Regions from separate parts of the Homo sapiens genome. Here region 2 is linked to region 1. The links are chromatin contacts, found by Hi-C in ENCODE. All regions are on one chromosome and are shown on one strand. The core of a region is the stretch at or near the end of the contact, and the rest is flanking DNA. Distances in the headings are between cores, read along the strand shown. Region 1 has its middle 99 kb from the start of IPO5. Region 2 overlaps FARP1 (FERM, ARH/RhoGEF and pleckstrin domain protein 1).

Region 1 (7,086 bases), core at 1,103-3,602:
GTTGTTAAGTTCCAGCACCGCCTGGGTTACAAATCTGGATTAAAAAAAAAATCTAAAAATGTTGGCAACTCATTCAATTTAAAAATGTGCTTTGCTCACCAAAAACACAGCTGTGGCCACATATGGCTTGCAGGCCACTAGTTTACTGCCTCTGCTCTGAGCTGCCTTTCAGAACCTTCCAGGGGACTGAATCCCCTGATTCCATGGCAGCCCTTCCTCCTTCCAGGCCTGCTGGTCAAATAATGCCTCTCACTGTACACATCGTCTGTACTCTCAATTCCCCACCAAACTCCCCATTCCTTGAGTGACCATGTTTGAACATACTCCTACTGGTGGTGAGTTCTCCCAGAGTATGTCGGACCGAATCATAGTGTGTAACATTGGCGGGGAAACCAAGGGAAGAGTATTTTGTTTGATGCAGGTCATGTAGGGTGTCAATGGAGTGTGGGCTTCGCAGCCACATGCTCATGATCCTGCCTCTCTACTGACCAGCTGAGTGATCCTGTCCAAGAGGCTTCATCTCTCAAAGCCTTGGTTTTCTCATCTGCACGATCTGGAGAATAATTCCTGGCAGTGTTGTTGTAAAGCTATTTTAATTTCTGTTGTATAGTCAATGCTTATTTTTGCTCAGACTATGGGAATTCTGCAGTTGAAAGGGCCCTTGGAAATCGCCTGTCAATCCTGTCACCATGCAGATGTAGAAATGAGAGGGTTTGGTTCCAGGAATTAGTCCAAGGTCTCAGCTAGCCAAATTAAGAATTAGTTTGCAAAAAATTTTTTAATGATATATTTTATGGTAGAATTGGCTATAATATCCCATAGCTCATCCATGCAGCAATATGAATTAATTATTAAAGCAGGACTATTGCTCCAAAATCTATCAATTAGAGTACTGGGGAGAGAAACTGGGTACTCACATTTCTTTCATTTATTATCTGTGCAACAGTCACTTAATCTCTCTAAGACTCATTTTGGCATTAAAAAAGGCATTATGATAAGTTCTTTGCCGTCTGAGTGTTACTCTGAGCGCTATTGATGCGTTATTTCACAAACTTGCAGCACACACGTGGTCTCATCATCTCTTAAAAAATGAAAACTAACCCAAGATCATTATTAAAATTTTTTTTAGAGGCGAGGTCTGTCTATGTTGCCCAGGTTGGCCTCGAATGCCCAGGCTTGAGCAATCTTCCTGCCTTAGCCTCACAAGTGGCTGGGGTTACAGGCCACACCACCACACCCAGCTCCGAAGTCATTCTTGACTAGCAGAAAGGCTGGTATCTCCTTCTTAGGGCTACCTGCTCCCCCAGTTGTTTAAAAACTTGAGGGTTATAGTGTCTAAGGTGGGAGGTGGTAGGGAGTTGGGTGGTGAAGCCAAAGTTTAATCAGTTCGCCGTTGCCACAGCTCCTCCTTGCCACACCGTGTCAATGTCAGAGCCACCTCTAAGTCCCCCAGGGACTTTCCAGAAGTTAGGGAGGAATGCCCGTCTGGGCATGCACAGCCCTGTGGACTCTTTGTGTGGCACAGGAAATCTGGGCAAGATCTCAGCTCCTACTTGCTTCTGTGAGCCTCACGTCCAACATCCCAAGTGGTGGCCCTGGTAGGGAGGACGCCTGGTCCAGCACCATCTGACAGAGATGCTGACCTGGTGCAGACTGAGTTCTGTGCTCATTACTGTGGTTCTCTGAGGGAGGACCCAGCCCCTGCCCTCCTTGTGCTCCTGAGTTTACAGCTTTCATAGCTCAGCTGTTTCACTTCTTCTGGCGGCCATTCCAGGAGGCAAGAGACACCTGGGGAGCACCTGTGTCATCTCTTCCTCCTCCTTGGGGAACCACAAACTTCACCGTCAGAATACAGAGGGCCTGAGTTCTGCCCCTTTGGTAAATTCTAGGGCCAACAGCCCTTCTTCCAAGGGCCTGAATACCTACAGGAAGGCCTCCTCCTGAGAGTGCTGGTGGGACTTACCCTCTTGATATTGATACAAGTAGCTCCTAGAACATGCTATGACTGAGCAAAACCAAAAAACCCAATGCAAATTAAAGCTCCTTAGAGCCATCTTGATACACGTAGGCATCATATCGTATTAGATATTTAAAAAAAAATCTGCAGTTAATGCTGTAAATCAGGTGGAATGTGAAATCAGCTGGCGGCTTCATAATCCTCCAAGGAGCTGGACCTTCTGGGAAACCCTGCAATCCTTTTTTGGACTGGCTCTCATTTGCATATGAAATTGAGGGTGCTTCGACATCCTTCGAGCCGGGTTGCACAAGTCTTAGCTGGCCTCCCTTGTGACCGAGAAACAGGGGCCCAGCCTGGGGTCAGGGCCTGGAATTGCTTCCTTTGGGACTCAGCCAAGCGCAGGCCTTCCACATTAGCATTAGTGCTTTCTTCCATCAGAATTCAGCTGCCCCCCAGAGCCAGTCCCTGTGCCAGAATCCAGACAACCACTAGATCCATGGTAGATTACTGTAAACAGTAGAGTTTTTTTTTGTTTGTATGTTTGGAATTCTAGCAAGACTGACCAATTTAAAAAAACTCTCAGAGCTCAGTGAAAGCAAACCAAGGATTAAGTGAAAACACCAGCAAACAAAATCGATAAATCAGTAACTTAAAGAATGGACCTTCGAGGCCTGCTGTTCAGAGTGCTTTGCCAAGTGACGTAAGAGCCAATGACTTGAGATGCAGAAGAAAAGTTGGGAATGATTTTCCTTAGCGGGAATTCATTTATTTTGCGTGTGCGCTGACAGTGAAGGGCTGAAAGCAATGCTATATCGCCCCCTAGTGCCAAATATACGCACATTATCTATGCTGCTTGGGCTCCAACATTGCCATGGCCTTCTCCAAATAAAGCCAATGCATTTTGATGAAATCTAACTGCAACAAATCACATGTGACAGATACTAAAAACAATTATTCCAAGACTTTCCCTGGCTTCTATTTTATTTTAGTTTTTATTTCTCATCTTAAACTTTTATTAAAATATATTTGACTGATTAAAGCAAAGATAGTAACCATGTCTAACATATGTGGAAATAAAATTATTGATAACAACAGCACAAAGATCGGAAGGCAAAGATTGAATTACCTTGCTGTAATGTTCATATATTATACATTAATCCGTAACATACAAAGGAAATGATTCCAGAAAAGCATATCTAAAAGAATATTATAATTGTGAGATATTCTTTTCTAAATTTTAATTTTTTCCAGATTTATTAAGGTATAATTGACAAGTGAAAATTGTATATGTTTATGGTATAACATTCAATGTTTTGATATAGGTATACATTGTGAAATGACTAAATCAAACTAATTAACGTATCCATCTCCTCACATTCTTATCACGCTTTTGTGTTGAGAGCATTTAAGAGCTAATCTTTTAGCCTTTTTTTTTTTTTTTTTGAGATGGAGTCTCCTCTGTCATCCAGGCTGGAGGGCAGTGGCGCGATCTTGGTTCACTGCAACCTCCGCCTCCCAGGTTCAAACAATTCTCCTGCCTCAGCCTCCCGAGTAGCTGGGACTACAGGTGCCTGCCACCATTCCTGGCTAGTTTTCCTATTTTTAGTGGAGATGGGGTTTCACCATGTTGGCCAGGATGGTCTCGAACTCCTGACCTCAGGTGATCCACCTGCCTCGGCCTCCCAAAGTGCTGGGATTACAGATATGAGCCACTGCACCTGGGCCACAATTTTCAAGCATACATTGCTATTATTAACATTTGTTAACTATAGTCACCAGGCTGTAAAATAGCTCTCCAGAATTTATTCCTGTGGTCTAACCAAAGCTTGATACTCTTTAACCAACATCTTCCCGTTTCTACTTCCTCTTTCCCTGTAGCCACCATTTTACTCTCTGTTTCTATATGATTTGACATTTAACACTCCACATGTAAGTGAGATCATGTGGTGTTTGTCTTTCTGTGCCTGGCTTATTTCATTTAACATTATATTATGTCCTCTAGGCTCATCCATGTTGTTGCAAACACAAGGTTTCCTTTTTTTAGTGGCTGAATAGTATTCCATTGTGTATTTACACCATATTTTCTTTATCCACTCATCTGTTGCTGGACACTTAGGTTGATTTCCTATTTTGGCTATTGTGAGTAATGCTGCAGTAAACACAGGCATGTAGATAACTCTTTGACATGCTGATTTCATATCTTTTGTATATATAGCCAGTAGTGGGACTGCTGGATCATATGCTAGTTCTATTTTTAATTTTTGAGGAACCTCCATATTGTTTTCCGTACTGGCTTTACCTATTTATGTTCCCACCAATAATGTACAAGGGTTCCCTCTTCTCTACATCCTTGCCAACACCTGTTATCATTTTTTTTTTTTATAACAGCCATACTGACAGGTGTGGGGTAATACCTCATTGTGGTTTTAACTTGCATTTTCCTGACAATTAATGGTGTTGAGCATTTTTTTTCACATGTCGACCTTCTGATTTCTATGTCTTAATTGCACTGATCATGGAAAAGGAGTGAGAAGATCTGGGGAACTCACAATATATTTGGGAAGTTGAAATTCGATTGCATGTGAAATGGCAGGAAGTGAGCAAGAGGAGAGAAAAGTCTGGATGAGCAGGAGGGAGGGTGTCCGGAGCCAGTTCAGAAAGCCCCACCCTTGTCTTGTTTTTGGAGAAAGAAAGCAACGATTAGGGTCTTTAGGGAGAGAGAGTCTAATGGAAATTTTTAGGAAATTTTGCTATTTACTCTTCAAGGATTTTTGTTGTTTGACTTGCAATGAGTCACAGGACTAAGCTAGACCTTAAATCAGTAGCAAGCAGGCCACATTTCATTTGTGTTACACATTAAAATATGACATCTCATGCTGTTTTGATATTTTTGGTAGCTGCGTGGGTGAAGGACTAGAGGGGATAGATGTGTCAGAAGAACAGTGGGATTCATTAATAAACACTGCCAAATATCTATTGGGCCTTCCTTACATGCCAAGCACCTTCCTAATTGTGCCCTAATGGAAGAGAAAATGGAAGTATCATGGATTTCTGGGAGAAGGGGGAGTGAAATGAGATGGAAAGAAGGTTAACTGAGGTGACAAGGCCACTGATGGAAGTAGAAAGTTAATGAGCCAAGAGCCCTTATAATGGATCTCTGGCCAGTGTCTGCTTCCTCCCCTCTCTGGGACACTGCTTGATGTCAGCACCACTGCAGGGCAGGACCATTTTTTGAAAAGCAGTGTGAGTTTCTCTTCATGAGATTTGCAAATACATGTCATATTTAAGTCAAATAAGCTGATGTTTTTCTCCATGGAACTGTATTATTAGTAAATATCAAATAAGACTGTTACGTAGCTCTGTGTCAACTTTCCAGCACTTTAGCAGTCTCTGAATGGCTACTATACTGCCCATTCATTTTTCCACCCATTCACCCATCCACCCACTCATCCACCCACCAGTCCATCCATCCATCCATCCATCCATCCACCCATCCATCTACTTACCTACCCTCACGTCCATTCACCTATGCATCCATCCAACAATCTACCCACCCATCTATCCATTCATCTACCCACCCACCCACCCATTTTTCCATCAAACCATGTATCCACCTACCCACCCATCTATGCATCCCATCCACTCATCCATCTATCCACCCACCCATTCATCCACTCATTAATCGATCCTCCCATCCACCCAACCATTCATCTAACCATCTATCCATCCACCCATTTTTCCATCCAACCATCTAACCATCCATGTACCCAACCATCTATCCATCCATCCATCTATCCATCCATCCATCCATCCATCCACCCATCCACCCATCCACACTTCCACGCATTTATTGATCCTTCCATCTACCCAGCCATTAATCTAACCATCCATCCAACCACCCATTTTTCCATCCAATCATCTAACCATCCACACAACCAACCATCTATCCATCCATCCATCCATCCATACACCCACCCATTCACCCATCTACCCACCCACTCATCTACCCCTTCACCCACCCATCCATCCATCCATGCATCTTTGATTCTTCAAGTATTCAAGTATGAGTCAGGCAGTCTGTTAAGCATTAAATATTTGCTGGTGCTCAGTGCTTTGGAGGCACAGGGGCAGTTTCTCATGGTTTAGCACCATCCCCCCAGTGCTGTTCTCATGACAGTGAGGCAGTAAATTATCACGAGATCTGGTTTTTCAAAGTACATAACACCTTCCCCGCTGTCTTGGTCCTGCTCTTGTCAGGTAAGACGCTTGCCTCCACTGTGCCTTCTACCATGAGCAAAAGCTCCCTGAGGCTTCCCTAGAAGCAGGTGCTGCCATGCTTCCTGTACAGCCTGCAGACCATGAGCCAATTAAACCTCTTTTCTTTATAAATTACCCAGTCTCAGGTATTTCTTTATAGCAATGGGAGAACGGACTAATACAGGACTTTTCGTCCATTGCTTATCTGCTCTGAACCTTGGTTTGGCATCTAAAAAGCAGTGATAGCAATACTTCTTTGCAAGGACTCAATAAGGCAGTATACTCATAGATTCTTTGCTCCTAATATAACATCTATAACATAGTAGTTGCTTGTAATAATTTCTATTGCTGCTGTAACAAATTATTACACAGTTGCTTGAAACAACACAAATTTATTGCCTTATATTTCTGTAATTTAGAAGTCTCACGCTTGGCTTAGTTAGAAGTCTTCACTTGGCTCAAATTCATGTGTTGGCAGGGCTGTGTTCTCTTCTGGAAAGTCCAGAAGTGAATCAGTTTCCTTGCCTTTTCCAGCTTCTAGAGGCTGCTCACTCTCCTTGGTTTGTGGCCCCTCCTCCATCTTCACAGCCAGCAACATCACCTCTCTCTGACTTTCTTCTCTGGTCACATCCTCCTCTGACTCTCTGCTGCTTCCTTGTCTGCTTGTAAATGGATTACATTGGGCTCACTCAGATAATTTAGGATAATCTACTTTAAAGTGAGCTGATTAGCAACCTTACTTCCAGCTGCAACTTAATTCTCGTTTACCATGTGATATGGTTTAGCTCTGTCTCCCCAGCCAAATCTCATCTCCAACTGTAATCCCCACGTGTGGAGGGAGGGAGGTGATTGCATCATGGGGGGGTGGTTTC
Region 2 (7,726 bases), core at 2,133-4,632, 550 kb before region 1:
AGCCAACATGATGAAACCCCGTCTCTACCAAAAATACAAAAACATTAGCTGGGCATGGTGGCGGGTGCCTGCAATCCCAGCTACTTGGGAGGCTGAGGCAGGGGAATTGCTTGAACCAGGTAGGTAAGGTTGCGGTGAACTGAGATCGCCCCACTGCACTCCAGCCTGGGCGACAAAGTGAGACTCTGTCTCAAAAAAAAAAAAAAAAAAAAAAAGTATATATTACCCGCTATGAGTCAGCCAAGGGAGATGATATGTATAGGACACTCTTTGCCAATACACTTTTGCAAATATCTGTATCTCAACCCAATGAAGCTACATGGGATGTTTCAGAATATACTTCTAACCTAAGTGTTTTTGTCTAACACTTATATTTATACTAATAAAGCAGATTTGCTAGAGCTAATATGAGGTAAGCAAAGTTAAAATAACCTGCAGTCCTGTCTACTACCATGATAAGGAAAGACAAAGTCAGCGCTTTCTCAATTTCCCAGTCTACAGTTTCAGGCTCGCTGCTACTTGGTACGCTGAAGATCTCTAAGGGAAAAGGTGGAGGGCGGTTTTCTAGGAGCACCCCCATTTTCCTGTCATCTGTTCTCACCCTCTGGAGTCATGCATGTGCATTTTGGAATTACAAGATACAACAGCCTACCTAGAATGGAGCTGATGAAGTAAGGGCGGTGAATTTGGTCCCAGTATAAATGAACCCTGGAGAAACCACCACCAGCCCCCACCCTTGGTGCCAGGTTGAGCAGTCAGCAGCACCGCCAACACAGTGGAGGAAGATCCACTGTACCTGGAGAATGACAAAAGGCAGACGTCCTGCCCACGGACTACTGGTTAGTGCAATGATCCTTGGATAGCAAGATTAGAAAATGTGAGGAAAAGGCAGATTCAGTAAGCTTGCATTTTTAAAATCCCTCTGCTTTTAAATCCTCATGTTTTTTAATATACCTCACTAACATGAAGCCTTGTGTTAGACAAAGACCCCATCACCCGAAACACCACCAGACCCAGAAAACCCCGGAGAAAAAGGCCAGAAATTGCTTCACAAATGTCAATTTTATTGACACTAGTGCACAACTAAATACAATAATTGCAAAGGAAGTGGAACGTGTCAAACAGAAATGGTGACAATGAGTTAGAACTGCAGTTGTTTCAAGGTACTACACTATTATTTAAAAAAAAAAAAATCACAAAAAGAAAAATGTTATCACTACAAGTAGGAATTAGAAGAGAGAAATTCTGGCAGTCTGTCTAGAGGTTAAAACATTTCATGCATTTGTGAGTTGCTGTTGGAGAGTTGTTTTTTATTTGTCCACCGTAATCTGGCAACATCCGGGGCTTACCTTCAGCTCTCGCACTGTGCGTGAGATCGGGTGAGGCAGTTATAAGTGAGAGCATGCTGGACACCTTGACTTTGCAGTGACGTGGAACAGAAAAAGCATTCACCTCATCATTGAAAGAGTTGGAGCCGAGAATAAAAGGTAGTTAGAAGGCTAGTGGGAAGGGGAGCGGAGGCAAGGAAATAGCAACTAACAGGCCCTAGACAGCATCCGGCAACAGAGAGGAAAAGAACTGCCACTCGGGGCAAGGGAAAAAGTAGGGGGAGCACACTCCGATACAGCCACCTCCACTCTCAAAGGCCAACAGCGAGCACCCTTGCTGCACTGCACCTGGGAACACACATTTAGGGGACAGAGCAGTTGGAAGAAATGAGGTAACAGACTATGGTTCCATAAGAGAGCCTGCCTCGCCAAGAAGGCGTGCCACGGTTCAGAACAATCCCCACTGTGCTACAGAGGAGACAGGACTCAGAAAACAGAGGGCCGAGTGGGAACTTCAGGGTCACCTGTGTACCTAAACGAAGGAACAGCTCAGGATTAGCCCACAGGCTGCTGGGGGCAGGCTTGCTGCATTTCACTCACGGAGCCTAAAGATGTCAGTAACAACTACTTAATATGTGCGCTCTGCAGACTTGGAACGACAAAATTAGGGTGGTCAGTTGGCCTTTTCCCAAGACGCTACTCCAGCTTTGCTTATAGGGCCTAAGAAAGAAAGGGCAATGGGTGTGTTTAAACAGCAAGACCAAGAAGCCAATAAATATCAAAGTCTGGTCTAGAAATCTATCAGCATTTTAAGGAAGGGAAAGGCCTGAAACTCTACAGTTCAGTTTTGCTAATTTGAGCTGCATCTGTGGAGAAGAGGCCCCTTCTCTCTTTGCAAGATAAACAATCCGAGGCTTTGAAAATGTACAGGTGACGTGGTCCAAACAAAATATGTAACTCATTTACCTTTCAGCAATTAATGAAATATGCTGACAAGGGGGCAATTAGTAGAATTTGGCAGCTTGATGAGTAATTAAAATTCTCTTTTGACTTTGAGCCAGGGTGTGTGACAACAGTCTGTACAAACTGGTGTCCATACCAGCAGGTGGGAAGAGCTGTGTCTATAAAAAGCCAATGTCCAAGGTCACAGAGTTATTAGAACTACGTGGAATCAATTTTTCACTGAAGTAGTCCATTTTACAAAAAAGCAAACAAACATGGTTCTGTTGTTAGGTAAAATGAGCCCGGTTTGATTTATATGGCATTATAAAGCTTGTTTACACCTTGCAGTCTGTCACCTGCTTTGAAGGCACAGCCCCGGGCAACGGGGAGAGGAAACTGTGACTGACATTCATTGCTACTCCATGAAATTATCAATGCCTCGGTATTTCTAGCACTTCTCCCTTTATGACAAATTAATGCAAAGTAATTTCATTAGGGAACTCGAGGTAAATAATTTGGGGGGACCCTAAGAGGAAGCACCTGCTATTAAGGCAATAGGTGGAAAGAAGTTTAAAGAGATTAGAAAAAAGATCAGTCACACACCGAAAGTCTGGAGGCTTTGAATGTTTTCAAAATTATTTTTCCTATTTCCTGAAATTGCCCTGCAATTTCTTAGGCATTCAGTTAGATGTCAGGTTAGTAGCTCTCAAATCCTTCACCTCTTCCCCATGATTTCATGACCCCTCCCGCCACCCTGCCATTCATCTAGAAGAGGTTTGGGTTTATGCTGCCCCCCTCAGACTGAAAACACCTCCAGTCATACAGCTCTCAAGGGAGGCATTTCTAGTAATTGCTTTATAAAATCCTTTCAAATGTACACATTCTCATGGCACAAACAATTACGGAACTTCAAATTAGCACTGCTATATTTATGGATTTCAATTTATCACCCAGACCAGAAACTGCCTGCGCTGCTCTCTCTTTGTAATTTAAAACACGCTCATCATTCTTCCCTCTTGGCCGGTCTGGGGAAGCTGGGTTTGCAGCATCTTGATCAGCTCTTCGGCAGAGCTGCTGAAAGGCAGTGGGAGGAGACTTTATCATCAGTGAGCCAAAGCCAGGCCTTTCTTCCCGCTTTGGGATTGGGCACAAGCTGCCTGTTAACCATGTACCGGTATTCAAGGCTTCAAAACAAACTCACACAATTCTGGGAAAAGAAAAACATTTCTAATCTATTTTTCAAGTGATAAAAACGGCATTTCTAGTACTTAACTGTACCTGTCCTGTTTTTTAAATGGGTCTCAGTTTTTAACCACATAGGTATTATTTTTTCCTATAAAGGGGGAAACTAGAAAAACTGACAACTAAAAAAATAGTAATCCAAGATATGCTTATTGAATAGCTAATATCTGACAGAATACTGACAAAAATGAGACTACTGATTGCATTCTCAATTTTTCTTTTCCAAAATTTTAAAGTGCAATTATAAAAAAGTTTCTATGCTTTTTCTTCAATATTCCCCCACATAAAATTATTTATTTTGCAATCTTCTGGGTGCCACTTATCTACCATAATTTGTCTTCTTTTATTCTGTTCTAAAACATAGGAGATTTTCTCTCTATGTGCCCAGAATATGCTCAAAAGGCCCAAGTAGGAAATATATTAGAGATGTAGGTTTTCATCTATTTTTTTGAAAGGCTCTATTTAAATCCATACGCTCTAAGAGGATACAATGAAACCTCTCTTGAGATTATCCCATTTGAAAGCCAGTTATCAAAAAAAAGGGCAGTATTATGCTGAATAATACGTAGCTTCCTGAATAGGCAGGACTCACTAGCGTCTGATATCTAAGTTGGGGCTCAGTGGAATACGCAAAGCTGGCGGTATTTTATAGAAATTACAAAGTTCCACAAGAAAAGCCAGGTTATAGGATTACCCATGTTAGCAGTGTGGTCCTCTTCTTGATACCTGAGGTTGTTGAGGGTAATGTATGTGTGCTTCTTAGACCCAGTTCCTTTAAGAAAAGTTTCACAAGCAGCTAAGCATCAGCTTCACAGTTCATCATCAAGCAATTCAGAAAAGCAATAGCAATGCAACTTGCAGGAAAAGAATTGAAATGCACTAATGGAAAAATGAATGTGCTACCTTGTTCTTACTTATGAGGAAAAGACACAGGAGAATGCTGCTTTGTTTGAACACGGTGGTGGTGATGGTGGTGGTGATGTTGGTAGTAGCAGTGGTGGTGGTGATGGTGGTGGTGGTGGTGGTGGAGGCAGTGTTTGGGTTGGGAACATGGTGCTTCGTACCAATGAAAAATACCATCTTGTACTCAGGACAAAGCTTCAGCCATCAGTGGGAAAGAACAGTTACAATGGACAGTTTTTACAGCATGATACCTGTTAGGACAAGTAAAAGCCCCTTCAGTTTAGATCAACAAGAGATATATTAATACCGTGCATACACTGTGACATGAGCTTGGCCTTCCATGCTCAAAGAACCACCAAGCTCATTGTTACTGGAGAAGCCAGCATTCTTCCCAGTGGTATGAGTCCATGCTTTATTGACGTACTTCATTGTTCCGCCATGGAGAGAAGAAGAAACCAGACAGCATCTGTGAGAACCTACATGTTGGGTGCCCACCAAAATGAAAAACAGCTCCTTGGCCATCAGAAGCCAACTGGGACCAAGTCAGGTGAGGCCTTTTCTACATTCCCACCCACTTCCCCACCCAGCAACACACACACGTATCTACATATCTATAAGCTAAATTCTCTTACAGATATGACATAGGTAAAGGTTTCTATCCCAATTGAAATAGATGTTTCCATTCAAAACATAAAGGCAAATCCATGGTTGGCTGTCTAGGCTCTCCATGCAAGCTACAGTCACAGATGCGTTCTGTTTCAGTGAGACCTCTCCTCTAGCTACAGTGATCCTGCTCACCTCTAAGGGCCCCCCTTCTCCCATGCACTGCCCAAAGTATAAAGTGCAAGCCTTGTTGGAAGAGCAAAGTTCACCTCTTCTTTTCCCACTTTAGTGAAATATGGCATCACCCAGGACGATCACTTAGGATGCTTCCACATGAAAGCTTGCACTTTGGGGAATAGGATCACTGTATTCTAGAGGAAAGAGGTATTCCAAGTACAAATTGGTATTCAGCAGTGTTAAAAAAAAAAAAAAAGACATCAGACAGTGCTCCAACAGTGTAAGAACAGAAGCTACACCATGCTTTGAGGGTAAAGACAGAACGCTGAAAACAAAGCGTTTTCTCCTAGATAGGTACATGCTGACAAGACACTGCATACAATGGAACAACGGAAAATGTTTTCCCAAACTGATTAAACAAATGACAAAAATGAGAATGAAGTCCCCAGCCTTTTCTATTTCAAATTAATTTGGTGTATTAGAAATTTTAAATAAAACATATTATCTACAGTATTAAATATACACACAGAGAGAACAGAAGGGAATTTGATTAATAATATAGGCCAAGCTGGTGAGGTTTGGTTAGTTAGGTTTTCACAGCAACCTTAGGAGGCAGAAACAGGAGTATGGGTAAGGGATTTATCCATCAGCCATTCTTGGTGCTTCTGGAGCGAGCAGCCAGTGTGCGTCCTTAACTAAGGAAGACCTATCTTCAGTCTTTCAATAAATCACTGCAGGGAAAGTGACAAATGCTTTACTTCCTACAAAGAAACTTTGAGGCCCAGAAGAAAAAGGAGTCGTTAGCTTGGTTTCAAGAGCCAGAAAAGGTCATCTATGAGTAATAACAGACTGGTCACCATGCCACTGCAGGCTCCTAAGTGACCCTTCTATCATTTCCCACTTTAAGGCCAGCTATCAATCCTGATTCATAATAAAGCAGACTCACTCCCTCACAACCCCCACACCACTACCGCCTCCACATCTCACTCAAAAGTGGAGTCAATCACTGTCCGATGCATTTTACTCCACACACGCACACCTGCCCGGTAGTCCTCGCTCCCTCCTTAGCGTCCTTGGTCTGTGTGCTTTTCCATGTTGCAGTGATTTCTAACTACTCCTCACTCCTCAACATTCTGCAATTGCTGCACCTGGCCCCAGCAGCACACTCCAGTATCTCACAGCACGATTTTCCATGACCGCACTGGCGGCGCCGGCCCTGTAGAGTTAACCTTTTAGACTGGCTTTCAACTACTCATGGAGATCAGATATCCCGTGGCAAGTTGATTTTTAATCTTCCCTACTTTCAAACAGAAAGCCACTCCAAGACAAATCAGAGTAACCTGATCTGGAGACTACATGAAGATGCAAATGCACTGCCTCCACTCCAAGTAACACTCCAACACCGGGCGCCGAGAAGATGCTGAAGGCTTGGTTTCGAGGCTACCATGCTGTGATGTCTGTGTCGAGTGGCCAATCTACACCGAAATGATCCTGAATAAATCAGAGTCTATTCAATGTTTAAAGCTTTCAGGAAAAGAAGATTTTCTAATTCTTCCCTAGCATCTACCAAGACGTTTAATTGCTTTCACTAGGGGTTAAATAAAAAAGTTCCTCCTGCTTGAGGTTTCATCTTTTTTTTTTTTTTTGGAGTGGTGTGCAGTTTATTTTATGAAGTGAGAACTTTTTTCAAAACAAGACGCTATCTCCCCTCCTCCCAAACACACATATGGCACAATAAATCAGCATTTACCACTTCTGTTCATGGGGAAATGCTTGGAAATCTCTCTCTAGGTTACTCTAGGAAATGACAAAGTTGCCCTTTTCAAGGATATACCCAAACAGCTAGCACCAGGCCACTTTTGATCTGTGATGTCTACAACTCCAGGCCAAATCATCATACAGATTGTGTGTGTGTGTGTGTGTGTGTTTTGTCATTATTTTTTAATAGAAAGAAAACTGTTATATTAAGTGTCACGCTAATTTTGGCCTAAAAGTCACAGCTTCATTTTAAATCCCAACAACTGGGAGAGGTGTGTACATGTGCTCACTAGAGACACCATTTTTATTAAGTTTCACTCAATTAAACAGAAACAGATGGAATTAAACTAACAAGGAAAAAAAACAGTACCAGTAAATTCTTTAATGTTGTCAGAGTAAATGTCTTTATGCCGCTCACAGAAGTTCATTCAATCGTACCTTTCTCTCCATATGCTCTTACGGGCTTGGCTAACAGAGAGCCAATATAAAACTCATCAGAGAGCTACCATTTTAAGTGGAAATGGTAGCAACGGATTATTTTTAAATGGCCACCTCTTTAAATTTATGCCTGAGGTTGTAATTTTTTGAATTTTTGTAATCAGACCTTGATGATGACCGTGAGCAGTAAGATATAAATAACTCCCACATGCTTAGCGTTCCAATAATGGAACACTACACATACATGGCTAGGGTTCAAAGAAACTTGCTCTGTTACAGGGATTACCTAGAAAGACTCTTCTGCAGTTCAATTTGTAAAATTTAGCAGCAATAGA

The links. A loop is a pair of places that touch in the nucleus more often than their neighbours do. Pooled maps may share reads with other maps.
Region 2: a map of heart right ventricle shows a loop between it and region 1 (3-fold over the local background). The contact joins two enhancer-like sites. A Hi-C loop is called at or near these places in 8 of 168 maps with a recorded cell type or tissue (IMR-90, PC-9, Right ventricle myocardium superior and 5 more), 2 of 37 single-sample maps with no recorded cell type and 17 of 50 pooled maps.

What each region holds. Positions count from the first base shown.
Region 1 is chr13:97,851,382-97,858,467 of GRCh38, reverse strand. No RefSeq gene overlaps it. Among named protein-coding and RNA genes, the nearest start is that of IPO5, 99 kb to the left of the region's middle. RefSeq lists enhancers at 1,652-1,751, 1,772-1,891, 1,922-1,991. Within about 2 kb of position 2,352, at least 4 of the 41 ENCODE cell types and tissues checked have a DNase peak (open chromatin) inside an H3K27ac peak, as active enhancers do.
Region 2 is chr13:98,400,812-98,408,537 of GRCh38, reverse strand. All of the region lies in intron 13 of FARP1 (FERM, ARH/RhoGEF and pleckstrin domain protein 1), which reads right to left. Among named protein-coding and RNA genes, the nearest start is that of FARP1-AS1, 31 kb to the left of the region's middle. Within about 2 kb of position 3,382, at least 3 of the 41 ENCODE cell types and tissues checked have a DNase peak (open chromatin) inside an H3K27ac peak, as active enhancers do.